Linked DNA regions of Homo sapiens: region 2 is linked to region 1. A link is a contact called in ENCODE Hi-C or POLR2A ChIA-PET data. All regions are on one chromosome and are shown on one strand. Each heading gives the region's core, a stretch centred on a gene start or an enhancer-like site at or near the end of the contact. The rest is flanking DNA. Distances are from core to core; before and after follow the strand shown. Region 1 holds the start of GLYATL1-AS1 (GLYATL1 antisense RNA 1). Region 2 overlaps GLYATL1-AS1 (GLYATL1 antisense RNA 1).

Evidence for each region. A loop is a pair of places that touch in the nucleus more often than their neighbours do. ChIA-PET counts read pairs that join two places held with the same protein, here RNA polymerase II (POLR2A). Pooled maps may share reads with other maps.
Region 2: a loop to region 1 is called in a map of Caco-2, with 5 times the contacts of the local background. The contact joins the enhancer-like site here to the promoter of GLYATL1-AS1 in region 1. A Hi-C loop is called at or near these places in 1 of 168 maps with a recorded cell type or tissue (Caco-2), 1 of 37 single-sample maps with no recorded cell type and 2 of 50 pooled maps. POLR2A ChIA-PET finds 5 or more read pairs at or near these places in 2 of 52 experiments (WTC11 and common myeloid progenitor, CD34-positive).

Annotation. Positions count from the first base shown.
Region 1 is chr11:59,055,868-59,062,197 of GRCh38, reverse strand. It overlaps GLYATL1-AS1 (GLYATL1 antisense RNA 1), which reads left to right and starts at 3,746. Exons shown (of 6, transcript NR_033853.2): 1 at 3,746-3,826. RefSeq lists enhancers at 3,412-3,671, 3,842-3,911.
Region 2 is chr11:58,994,785-59,001,182 of GRCh38, reverse strand. All of the region lies in intron 3 of GLYATL1-AS1 (GLYATL1 antisense RNA 1), which reads left to right. It also overlaps the pseudogene LOC100287485. Among named protein-coding and RNA genes, the nearest start is that of GLYATL1, 58 kb to the right of the region's middle. Within about 2 kb of position 2,107, at least 3 of the 41 ENCODE cell types and tissues checked have a DNase peak (open chromatin) inside an H3K27ac peak, as active enhancers do.

The DNA.
Region 1 (6,330 bases), core at 2,497-4,996:
GTCATACAGTCAAGGAGAAGAGAAAACTTAAGGACAGCTTTCTCAAATCGCTGTTATTCTTGAATCATCTGAAAGCAGTACACGTGCCTGGCACCAATATACATCAGAGAGTAAATCATTGCACAAGGAGACTTGATCTTCTTTTTTTGTAGAATCTGGAGGAAAAATATCTATGAAAACCAAGAGGTAGTAGAGAATGGTGTTGTCGGAATTGCCTGACATCATTGGAGATAGAAAATTTGCCCTGGTAAAAGGTGCTCCTCAGGGAGGAGCATCTGCACATTCCATTAGCATAAAGCCCCTGGTGGGCCATATGAAGAAGTCTGGATTTGGCTATAAATGTGAAATTTATTTTAAATGGAGGATTTGAAGTAAGGGAGAAATATACCCTGACATATTTTTTAAAACCACCCTAGCAGCGTTTGTGCGCGGTACAAACTCTGGGAGGACAAGAAGAGATGTGGAAGGGAGAAGGCAGCTAAGAGTCTATCCCAGGATTGCAAAGATGTTGGAGCCCGACCTCAGATGGTAATGGTGGAAGTGTTAGAAATGGCTGGATTCCACATTTATTTTGAAGGGCCAGCCCATGGAATTTGCTTATGGATGGTCCATAAATAAGAGAAACAGAGGGCTCAATGATGATTCCTGGGCTTTTGACTTGAGCAACTAGAAGGATGGGGAAGTCTGAGGACAGAGATGCTGTGTGTGCCAGGATTGCGGTGCTTATGTGTGTTTGTGTAATTCTACTTGTGACATGTTGAATTGGTGATGCTAATCCACTCCAACTGAAAAATAAGGAGGGAAGTGGACATTCAACACATGATGACAGGAAGACAGGGAAGCTGGGACTTATGATGGTAACAATGTTGGCCATTAGCTGAGAAGTTTTGTATTTCAATGTTGGCCATTAGCTGAGAAGTTTTGTATTTTTTTTTTTTTTTTTGGACACAGAGTCTTGCTCTATTGCTCAGGCTTTAGTGCAGTGGCATGATGTCGATTCACTGCAACCTCCACCTCCTGTGTTCAAACCATTCTCATACCTCAGCCTCCTGAGCAGCTGGGATGACAGGTGCTTGCCACCATGCCCAACTGAGTTTTGTTTTTCTAATAGAGATGGGGTTTCACCATGTTGGCCAAGCTGGGTCGAACTCCTGGCCTCAGTTGCTTTGCCTGCCTCAGCGTCTCAAAGTACTGCGATTAGAGATGTAAGCCACCACGTCAGGCCTAAGAATTATAATTAAAGTACAGGGAAAATTAAAAGGGAGAAGAAAGTTCACAGAGAGATATCATGGCAAATGATAAATAAAAAAGCCTGCCTTGTTTCCCATACCCCCTGTGTCTTCGATTCCCTGAATTTTACCTCCCAGTGGACCGTGCTTGTTCCTTCGTAATGGCGCTCCAAGCAGCACTGCTGCACACCAATTCCTGAGCTTCCCTGCTTCTTGAGCTTAGGAATAGTTGTGCTTCTACTTCCTGTTTATTTGCTCATCACTGGCGTAGCAACTGAACCACACAATTGGGATAAGTAACCTGATGCCGTTTTGGGGAGCAATCTTCCATTTCTTCCTTACGTATAAAACTGACCCTCACAGAGAAACTAACTGTCTAGAGCGATAGGTCCAGAGTAGAGCTCTAGCTTTGCTTTTCCCTTTGCAGCTTTGCCCTGAGAGGTTTGATGCAATCCCACTGCAATGGGAATCCGTGAAAGAGTAGGGATGCTCAGGGAATCTGTTGGGCCACTAGGAAAAACTCATTTCTAGCTAATGCTTATACGGGGCTATGGAAGTTGTCTAACATCCCTGGGGACAGAGTGTTTGCCCTGAAAAGGAACATTCCCTTGGCACAAAGCATCTTGTTGGCTGGATTTTATAATAAACGTGACAAGAATGCTTTTGGCCAGTAACTGGTGGTTAGGTCATATTGTGGTTTGCAAACCCATAAAGAGGAAAAGGCCTCTCATGTGGTTGGGAGAGGTGGGAATGGATCATGCACTAAGGTCAGGTCTGGTGAAGTTAGGGAATAAGGCCAGTGTTTACGAAGAGTGATTCCTTCATGAACCCATAAAAGATGCTCTTGAACCCTAATAGTAGGATGATGTCTGTATTTAGAGTTGCAGACAACATGTTCTGGGAATACAGAGGAAGGCACCACTGCCTCTACCCTGAGAGTATATCACAGAGAAAGATTAATATTTGGACTAGATGGCTGAGAGATGAGTAGGAGTTTGATAGAAGAGAACAGGGGAAGTGTCTGGATGTACAATGGCAGAAGTGGCAGGAAAGGCTGAGGAGAACTGGCCTCTGGGGGTGGGTTATAGATATGGGCCTGGGCACCACATTCTGGAGCTTGCAATGGGTTATGTAAAAGCTTAGATGGGACGGTCTTTTCCTCTCCTCCTGTGGGTTCGTAGTGGGCCCACCTCACTCACTGCTGCAAACAAGCTGCCCCCATTTGAGAGAGAGCTGGAGTGGGGTCTCTAAGCCTCCAGCAACCACTTAGGAGCCATCCTTGATGCCCTGGCAGCTAACTCTTCACATGGAGACCCCGTAGTCCATCCTATCTTGGGAAGACAATGCACACAGGGGGAAGGTAACATCCCCCTCCAGATTCCAGAGGCTCCAAGGAGCCTCTCTCTCTCTTCAAGAAAAGAAATAGTCACTGAGCCACGGGTGGAGGTGAACATGGTTTGGGACCAACAGGCGGCTGGATGGTTTCACCTCCACGGTCATACAATGGTACTGGGAGATGAATGGGGGTAGGGCGATCTAGAATCATTTCAACCTCAACTTACAATGGGGTGGTGCTTGGTAGTTGACTCATTGTGGCCCCATTTAATATTTGCAGTCACCAGTTGGGGTAGGTGTGACTGTTGCTCCCATTTCACAGATTAGGACAGGATAGTTTGCTAGAGGTCACAGGACTAGTTGGGGAAAGGAAAGGGTGTCAGGTAGGATTTTAACCTTAGAGCCTCACGCTTTCTTAGGCTCTTTCAGGGAGACCTTGGGCAAATTCCTTTCTCTCTTGGTGGGGGGGTCTCCATTTCTTATTTGTAAATTAAGGAGTTCTTCCAGTTTGTGATTCTCTGTACTTTAACTTGGATAGGTTTTTTAAAATGGGGATTATGGGAACCCCACTATATTTAAGTAGAGTAGGTCTGGGGTGAGGCCCAGTAATCTGCAGCTTTGAACAAACCCCGGCATCAACAAAACTGGTTGAGATACTCAGGAAAGTTTATGGTGCATGAAAATCTTATTGCGAGCATCCAAAACACATAACACTGAGCTCCATCTGCAGAGATCCTGTTTTGATACCCTTGGTTGGACTGTGGCTGGGTAATTTGCATTTGTCAGAAGTGAGGCCAGTCAGCTGGTCAACCAGTCCTCCTGTCACTCTGTGACCCTCCCCCGGTGTCCGCGGTGCTTCTTTACTTGCATCTTGTGGGAATGACATCTGCGCAGGCAGCCCCTTTTAGCACCGCCCCTGGCACAGGAGCTGAGCTCTTAAAAACCAAGCCCAGCCCTGAGTTTGCAGATACTCAGGGAAGGGGAAGGTGCCTTTCCGCATTTGGTGTAGTCCCGCATTCTGCCATATGATGGCGCCAGAGAACGCGCCTACCGGGATAGGGAGGGGCAAGGAGGCGAGGAAGGAAAAAAAAGAGACAAGTGAAGATTGACATCCATTAAGGCCAATGGTAGCTCAATCTTCTGTTCTCTGACTCCCAAGCTTCCCATTCTCTTAGGAGGCTGCATTTGTGGCGCTAAAAAAAGGGATGGGCGTGGGAGATTCCAGGACTTGTGCTCGCTGAAGATACAACTGTTAGTCCAAGGTAACTCCCGCTCGTAGTGGCTCAACCCTCTTTGTCAATTCACCTTCCTCTAAGTTAACTATGGCTGCTCCACCTGTCTTTAGGGAAACCTACTCCCCATCGCGCTGGGTGTTTTGGAGTTTTTAAAAGCGTCGCGGGGTAAAGTCAGTGTTGTGCTTTTCCTTTTCTCAGCAGGTAAGTATTCCTGGAGCTGACAGCGGGGAGTTGCCGGGCGGGAGTAGGGGTGAAGAGAGAATAGGGAGAGAGATAACAGGTGTGAAGCGTCCCTCAATGCCAGGCATCCTGCTTTGGCACCTTCCAGAAATTTGTCTCAATCATCTTTCTATTGAATTCATTTTCTGTTTCACAGATTAGGAAACCTCAACTAAGTGGCCCAAGGAGAGTCCTTGGATAATTTTAACTTGTGTCAGAAACCAAAGCCCAAGGTCTTTTATTTTGCAGAGGCTGCTTTGGCAGGATTTCAATGCATGCAGGTCCTGCGAATCACTGCTCCTCACTCAATGATCCATCCCGCTGTCCACACATTCATTCACCCATTCATTTCTTAGGGGCTTATCTGCAAGGCGTGGGGCTGGATGATACTAAAAATACAAAAGGGACTCTGATGTAAAGTAGAAGAGACTTTTTAAAAAGATTTACACAGAATTCCGGTGCTCAGCATGGTTTCGATTTTTTTCCCCAACATACTATTGATACCTATTATGTTCCACATAATATGATGGATTCTGAAGATACAGAGATGGGTGAGACCTATCCTTGCCTTTCAGAAGCTCGTTGTCATAGGCAAGAGTAATCTCTGAGGTTTAATTTTAGATATCTATTTTTTAACAAATTGAGCATCAACTCTATATATTCTACTGTAATTAATGTACTAAATAATTAAATATTACACACACTTAATTTCTTATTTTTTAGATGAAGATGAATCTAAGTGGTGGTTCAAGTATGTCCTTTGTCCATCCTAGTGGACCATTTTGGGTGCTTCAGACTGCAACTCTACCCTCCTGTTATGTGCTTGGCTCTATTCCTTCTTTCTGCAGCTCTCTGTCAAATGACAGGCTTTGAGGGAAACCAGTCCTGACCCCTTCCTGTTTTCTCTCCTTTTTACCTGCTCCTATCTGAGGCCTCTTTTCCTATTTATTTGTTGTTCTTTCTCCCTCCATCATCTTCTGTCGTCAAATCATGTGTTGTTTTCATATACTACATCTGAGTTTATAGGGAATATGTTCACAGTTGTTTTAATTTTTGGTTTAGCTTCTGCCTCCCTGCTCCAGAATGTAAGCTTCAAGAAGGGCGGCGAGGAGTTCTTGACACCTGTCACTGCCTGAGAAACGGTTGGGGATGGAGGGAGACAGTTTTGCCCAGTGCATCCTGAAATCCCCTGAGGTGGGGGTGGGAGTGGAGGGAAGATCAGGGAATGTCCATTCATTTTATGAAGTTGAAGTTGGGTTAAATCCTATTATATCCTGTGATGTTGTTTGTTAATCTCAACCTGAAGACCTCATCGCTAGTCATCCACTTTTTGCTAGCTTTGTGACCTTGAATGAAAGTTCAAGGCTACCTTGTTTCTTTGTACCTCAGTTTCCTTATGTATAAAGTGGAAAATTATATTTGGTCATCCTAAAATGTGATGTCATAGGGAATCAGTCACTTGAGGGTAAAAGACAAACATTTGTCAATGTATAAGGCTGCAGAAATTATATTCTTGTGAGGGTCAAAGAAAGATATTTGTGGATTTGAGAGTCTTCAGATATTATATCGGTAGCATATGTACATGCAGGAAATACTGAAGAAGCAATTTAATCAAATAGGAAAAGAGATTTCAGATAGGAGCAGAAAATAAGGAGAGGAAACAGTGGTGAGTAAAAAAAAATTGACAAATTTTATGTAGAGAGTTAACTCTAAATGGACAATGATAGGCTCTCTGGGAATGTGTAAGAAAAGTTTTAAAGAAGGATTCTTTAAATTGATGAGACACACTGCAAGGGAAATTCTGTGACACCTGGAACTAAAACACGTGGAACTAAAACATCGGGCTCAGGGGGTTGAACGGTAGAGGAATAAAAGCATTTTGTATCACTTAGCACACTCATCTGGATCTGAGGAGGGAGCAAAACAGGGAAATAAATCTATTGGAAGATGTCAACTTATTGAGGTAAAGGAGGAAACGGTGAATAGCTGTTACTTTATTTTATATAATAGTAAACAAATTTGTGTTCAATTATGAGCACTAGAAACAAATACCAGTGATTGAATAAAAAGTTAATAAGGGAATATGATGTATAAGTGAGTTAATAAGAGAACTTGATGGATAAGTGAATTAATAAGAGTCCACAGTGGAGGCAATTTCCCCTTTTGAAAAACATTATCTTTTGAATATACGCAGGATATACTTTTCAAAAGAAAAAAAGGTGTATATTGGGGAAACAATTTTCACTCATTCTCGAGACACTCAATACTTTTCCCTAGATAATCTATGGCTATACAAGCATAATAATGCCTTT
Region 2 (6,398 bases), core at 858-3,357, 59 kb after region 1:
GGGCCAAGGGATGTATTCTATTTACTTGTGCTCACTGAATTTTTTCTTCAACTAATCCAATTTCTTTAGTTGTCTCTGGAGTTAATGTTCTTTTACTATTCAATTCTGGATCCCCTCTCAAGACAGAGAACAAATTTGACATGGCATAAGTAGGGATGCCTAGAGTTGGCCAAATCCAATTAATATCTCCTAGCAATTTTTGAAAGTCATTTAATGTTTTTAATGTGTCTTTTCTTATTTCTATTTTTTGTGGTTTAATTTTCCTATCCTCTACCTGCACTCTGAAATAATGAAAAGGAGTAGAGGTCTCAATCTTATCAGATGCTATTGTCAGCCCTGTGTTTTAAACCTCTGTTTGCAGAAATGTGTAACAGCCAATTAATTTGTCTCTGGTTTTTGCAGCACACAAAATATCATCAACATAATGAATGATATAATAGTCTGAAAATTTGTCTCTAACTGGTTGAAGAGCTTGAGCTACAAAAGTCTGACAAATAGTTGGACTATTAAGCCTTCCCTGAGGCAACACTTTCCACTGAAACCTGGTGGCTGGTTCTTTATTATTTATGGCTGGTATAGTAAAAGCAAATTTTTCAAAATCCTGTTTTGCCAGAGGAGCGGTAAAAAAGCAATCCTTCAGATGAATTATAATTAAAGGCAAATCTTTGGGGATTATGGCCAGAGAGGGCAACCCAGTTGAGAGAGCCCCCCAGGGGTTGAATTACTGCATTGACAGCTCTTAAGTTGGTCAGCATGCCCCATCGGCTGGAATTTTTATGAATTACAAACACTGGAGAATCTAAGGAAAGAACATTGGTGAAACATGTCCTTTTTACAATAGTTTTTAAACTACTTTATGTAGCGCCCCCAACTATTCCTTAGGGAGCAGCCACTGTTTGACCCAGACGGGATGCTGCAGGGTGAGTCTGAATTGCTCCTTCACCATAGTGAACTGCAGGTTGGGCAATAATGGGTGCCACAAATGAGTCACAGTGAGCCTAGTTTCAGGCTCCCTCCTCCAGCACTCACTCGGCTGAGGAGGAGGTGGCCATCCTGGTTTTAGCCCCAAATGGCCCTGATGGTTCTGGACCTTTTTTTTCTAATTTTAATCTTTCAGGATATATTACCACCTGTAATTGATTGTAGCCAATATTTTGTGTTGACCAAGCCATTAAAGATCTGCTACACATTTACAATGTGAACTTTTCACACATTTCACAATTACAATGTGAAATGGCATGAATTTTTAAAAAATGAATGAATATAAGGGAAGCCAGTTCCTAATGATTCGGGTGTTAACATGGATTTTTGTGGATGCTTATTGGTCCCTTTTGCAACATAACTCTCAATGAGTAGCCCAATGAACCACCTTGGAAGCACTGGCCCCATCCTAAGTCCTCCTAGGCTTCTTGTCCTTATTTCCCATGCCTCATATAAGACTTTACATTGGAGAAAAACTTCATCCCCTACTGTTTTGTTCTGTTGCATTATAGGCATACAGCACCATTTTCAACATAAAACATAAAAACCCATTCAAAATGGAGGTGATGGTAGATGCCTGGACAGATTACCAGATCATCATTACTCAGCCTCAGAACCAGGTAGGAGCAATAGTTACTGAATACCAGGGCAGTCACTCTCCAGACATTCTCTGTGTGGCAATGAGGGAACTGAAACTGAGGAGTGGTGAGAAGAATGTTGACACTGTTGACGTATGCAGGTTTTGGAAGGGCTGTTTGGGAGAGAGGGTAGGGCAGTGAGATAAGGCTTGAACTTAGATCCAGTGATCAATAACCCTGGATGTGTAAATAAAATTAGGATTCCAAGCACTCAGTCTATTCCATCAAAATTCTGATCATAGGACTACATCCCAACCTAGACTTCTATGGCTGAAAGTGATTAAGAAGTGTTTTCACCTGCGAGGACTCTCAAGTGGAAGTGTCATCAGCAGAGGGTAGGCAGACATGTAGAGCCAGACCAAGCTGTCTATTCTAGGTACTATCTGGCTCTGGAATGTTAGTTCTTTCCAAAAGTTTATCTATTCACATGTACTCCAAGAGCCAATCACTGAGCCAGCCTCAGAGTCCTTCCTGGGTTAGGATTAGCTCAGGTGTCACCTTGCCAAAAACCCGGAGCCTTGCCAAACCTGTTTCTTATATTTTTTCCATACCTTAGGCACCTTCTCTTTTAAATCCTTAACATACACCATTTTGGTTACACTTCCCATTCGAGACAATGGAGCTATTTACTCACCCTCTCAAGGGCAGCTCACTTTAGTGCCCTAAAAGAAAGACACTATCTTCAGTGTATAAATAGTGAGTTATTCTTGGAGCGACTGCAAGGCCATTTTCTACACCTATCTTAGAAAAACAGAATGTTTCAAACAAGTTAATCTCTAGTATTCTAGGCCTATGCAAGAGTATTTTGTAATTGTAGGGCTATGTATGATATTTGTTGTATCTGGAGATAAAAAATGACTGGGATCATTACACCAACTCTTACCACATCTTCACCAAAGCTCCTGACAACTTAGAGGAGGTCACGCTCCGAGGTTATCAACTGGGAGCAAACTTTCCAGATCCAATCTAACTAGTCTGAGTTAAAAGAAAAGATGCGTGGTTTATTCCTAGCTGATATGGAAGGTATAAAGCAGTACCTGTCTTTCTCCTCTCTCCAGGTTGACAGGAGGGCTTGGATGAAGCAATAAGAAAGGTTGCAACTTCAAAATCAGTGCAGGTAGATTACATGAAAACCATGCTCTTTATACCGGAATTACCAAAGAAACACAAGACTGCAAGTAATGACAATATGGGGTTATTTAAAATGGGTGATGATAAGAAGTGAGATTTTACGTTTTACTTCCCAAATTCCTTGATAGAATTATTGAGTTGCCACAAAGGCTGTACTTGGAAGTGTAGAATTTGAGACTAAATTATGATGGGCTACAAAATTGCATGGGTAAAGAAAGGGCGTCACGTTAGGAACTGTGTGCTGAGCATGAACAGAGCCTTCATTAGACAAGGTCTTTATGCATATTATTTCACTTAGAGCTCACAAGAGTCCTTCGGAGAGGGCAATGGACATCATGGTGGCATCAAAAAATGTTTACTGAAACTATTTATATCTTACAAAATGCTACATGCTTATAGAAAGTATATAAGCATACAAAATGAAAAATAAAATCTGTCCTCTTGGGTTCCCCTGCTAGGTGTAAATAATTTTGACACTGATATGTATGCTTTTAGTACTCCATATGAGTTATGTATTTATTTTTGCAATATGTACACATAATTTACGGCACTTTCTGAAATGAATATCATCATAAATAGATTATTGAACAGTTGTATAAATATTTCTGAAAGATGAATTACCAGAATTAAAACTGTTGAGTCAAAGACTATGCATAATAAATGAATGATATTTCTAAACTGGATGGTAAGATTTTCATAAATTTAATGTGTGATATCATAACTTATGAAACAACCTAAACATCCAGTAATGGGGAAATAGAAAAAATCATTATGGTACATTAAAACATTAGAATACTATGAAGCCATTACAAAGAATGAAGCAGCTCTACATGACAGATTAGAAAATATTTCCAAAATAGTTTGCTATGTAAAAAAACATGAGGTGGATAGAACAATGTATATAGTATGCTACCATTTGTGAAAATAAACAAATGTATGTACATATCTAAAATTGCATAGATTTATGGGAAACTTGTACAAAATATATTGGTATTAGTGGTTGCTTCTAGAGAAAGTAATTGGGTAATAGGAGATCAGAGAAAGAAGAGAGATTTGCTTTCCTCTAGTAATCCATTTATGCTTAATAATTTTGTTACTAATTGAAAAAATAAATAGAATTTAAACACACATTCACAGATATGTTTGATTTAGCCAGAAAAGTTAACAGTCTTCAAATACTGCTTTGCCCCACCAGTGTTCCCATGAGATTGTTAAGGGGAACATATACACAGGGAACAATGATAAATGGGGATTAAATTATATTTAGTAGTATAACTCTGGAAGTCTGGCATGAAGTACCTGCCCTAAGGTGATTCCTCTAAGCCTACGCATGGATATCTTTATATCTTGCCATTCTAGGTTTGGCTATCCACAGGAGAGGGGTGCAGGAAAGCGTACTTGAGATCTTTCAGGAAGCAAGCCCAGGATCAGGTTAGGCATGGAAGTGAGCAAAAACAAAGCATCACCCATAGAAAACTTAGCGTTCTGTTACCCACCCACTGGCAAACATGAAGTGACTCTGAAACTGACAAACTTCTCAAAAGTCTTCCTCCCTGGAGAGGGGCAAAAATTCCTGGAGATCTTCTCTCTTTCACTATTTCCATATTTACAGAGGATATTACTATAATTTTACAAACAAGAAAACTGAGTCTTACATAACTTTTCCAAAAGAAAATAATCAGGATTAGAATCCCAAAGGTTAGTACCAAAAATTTAGTATTCTTTTTCCTATATTGCAGCTTCTTAAACTGCGTTTCTGGGTATGTGATGACAGGCTTTGGGACACATGAAGATGTAAGATCAGCATTGTTCTCATCTTCCTGTAAAATATGTTTGATTGGAATATCTGTTCAACGAATTACTATCTTGTATATTTAGATATTTTGTGGAGTAGAACTCAAAATGCACATGATTTCATACACGCATCTTTCAAGTAAATTCAGCCACGTGGAGGGCTTCTCTGGTCTATATCCTCACTCTTTTAAAGACGTGTTCATTTTCTTCCTTAGGATACTTAACGGGACATTTTGAGATGTCCTATAACATATCATATTATCTGTCTGCTATTAAATACACCATAAAACACGGTGTTCCCCCACCAATTATTTGGAAACATTTTGAAGCAGGAATAGAAAAGGTAGTTGTAATACAGCTATTGCCTCCTCTAGGCTGTAGGATCCTTAAGGAAAGGAATGGTGTTATTGGAATTTCAGTGTTTGATAATATTGGCTGAATAAAGGTAATTTTTTTTTTCTTCATAGGGAAGGAAACTTTTCAAACATGTTCTTAGGTGTTTCACATGCAGGTCTTGTAAATGAACACTGGGCCTTTGGGAAAAATGAGAGGAGCTTTAAATATATTGAACGCTGCATCCAGGATTTTCTAGGATTTGGTGTGCTGGGTCCAGAGGCACAGCTTGTCTCTTGGCTTGTGATGGGACAGTCCAGTGAGTTGAGAATGGGTTATACTGTCCCCAAACACAGAAACCAAGGCAACATGTCGCAAATTGGTTATCATCTTGAAAGTTATCTTTCTCAGAAAGAAATCCCATTTTATGCTCATGCGGCAGATAATAGTGAGAAAATCCTACAGGCACTGAAAAATGTTGGGTTTAAGATTTGACCTTGTGGCTGGCATCAGTGGAAATGCATCCCCAAGAAATATTGTTGATTAGTTCCACTGTCCATTTCAAATCTTATCAGTAGAAAATCATTAATTCAAACACAAATATGATGATGTACATTAGCACAAAAGACACCTGATTATCCAGGATCTGGGTATTATTTAAGCTCACCCTTAACATTTTTACCCTCCTCTTCCTCTGTATTCTTACAGAAAATTAGAAGCTCAATCCTATGGTCTCATAATTTCATTTATGGTGACAGACATCTCAGAATTAAAATCACCCAATGCCAATCATTAGTGTCAAGATAACCCTTTATAGCAACACTTTCTTAAATGAAGATGACTTCTTTGATGAAAAAAATTGCTTTTTATTCTGAGTACCCTCTGAGGAGCTTTGAGATGCTCAGCTAAATTAAATTTTGTGGCTAGGAGTGAAAATTTGGTTTTCTTACTTGCTTTTTATCACAAGGGGTTGCTAGGTTGAGTTGCAAATTTAAAGCTTAACTTTAAATTTTCAAGATGATTCTTATGTCTATGATGTATTAGTTTTCTTTTGTCATTATAACAAATTATGATAAATATGATTACTTAAAGCAACACAATGTGTTATATTTATGGCAGTCGGAAGTTCAGAATAGGATTTATGGGGCTAAAACCGACATGTTGGCAGGGCCAGCTCTTTCTGGAGGCAATGTGGGTAAATCAGCTCCCTTGCCTTTTCCAGATCATAGAGGCTGTCCTCACTCCTTAGCTTGGGTCTCTGAATCACATCATGTTTTATCTCTCTGCTTTCATCATCATCGCATCACATTCTTCTCTTCTGCACTCACATTTCCTTCTGCCTTCCAATTTTTTTCTTTCTTTCTTTCTTTCTTTTTTTTTTTTTTTTTTTTTTGAGACAGAGTCTCACTCTGTAGCCCAGGGTGGACTACAGTGATGTGAACTTGGCTCACTACAACCTCTGCTTCCCAGGTCCCAGTTCAAGCAATTCTCCTGCCTCAGCCTCCCAAGTAGCTGGGATTG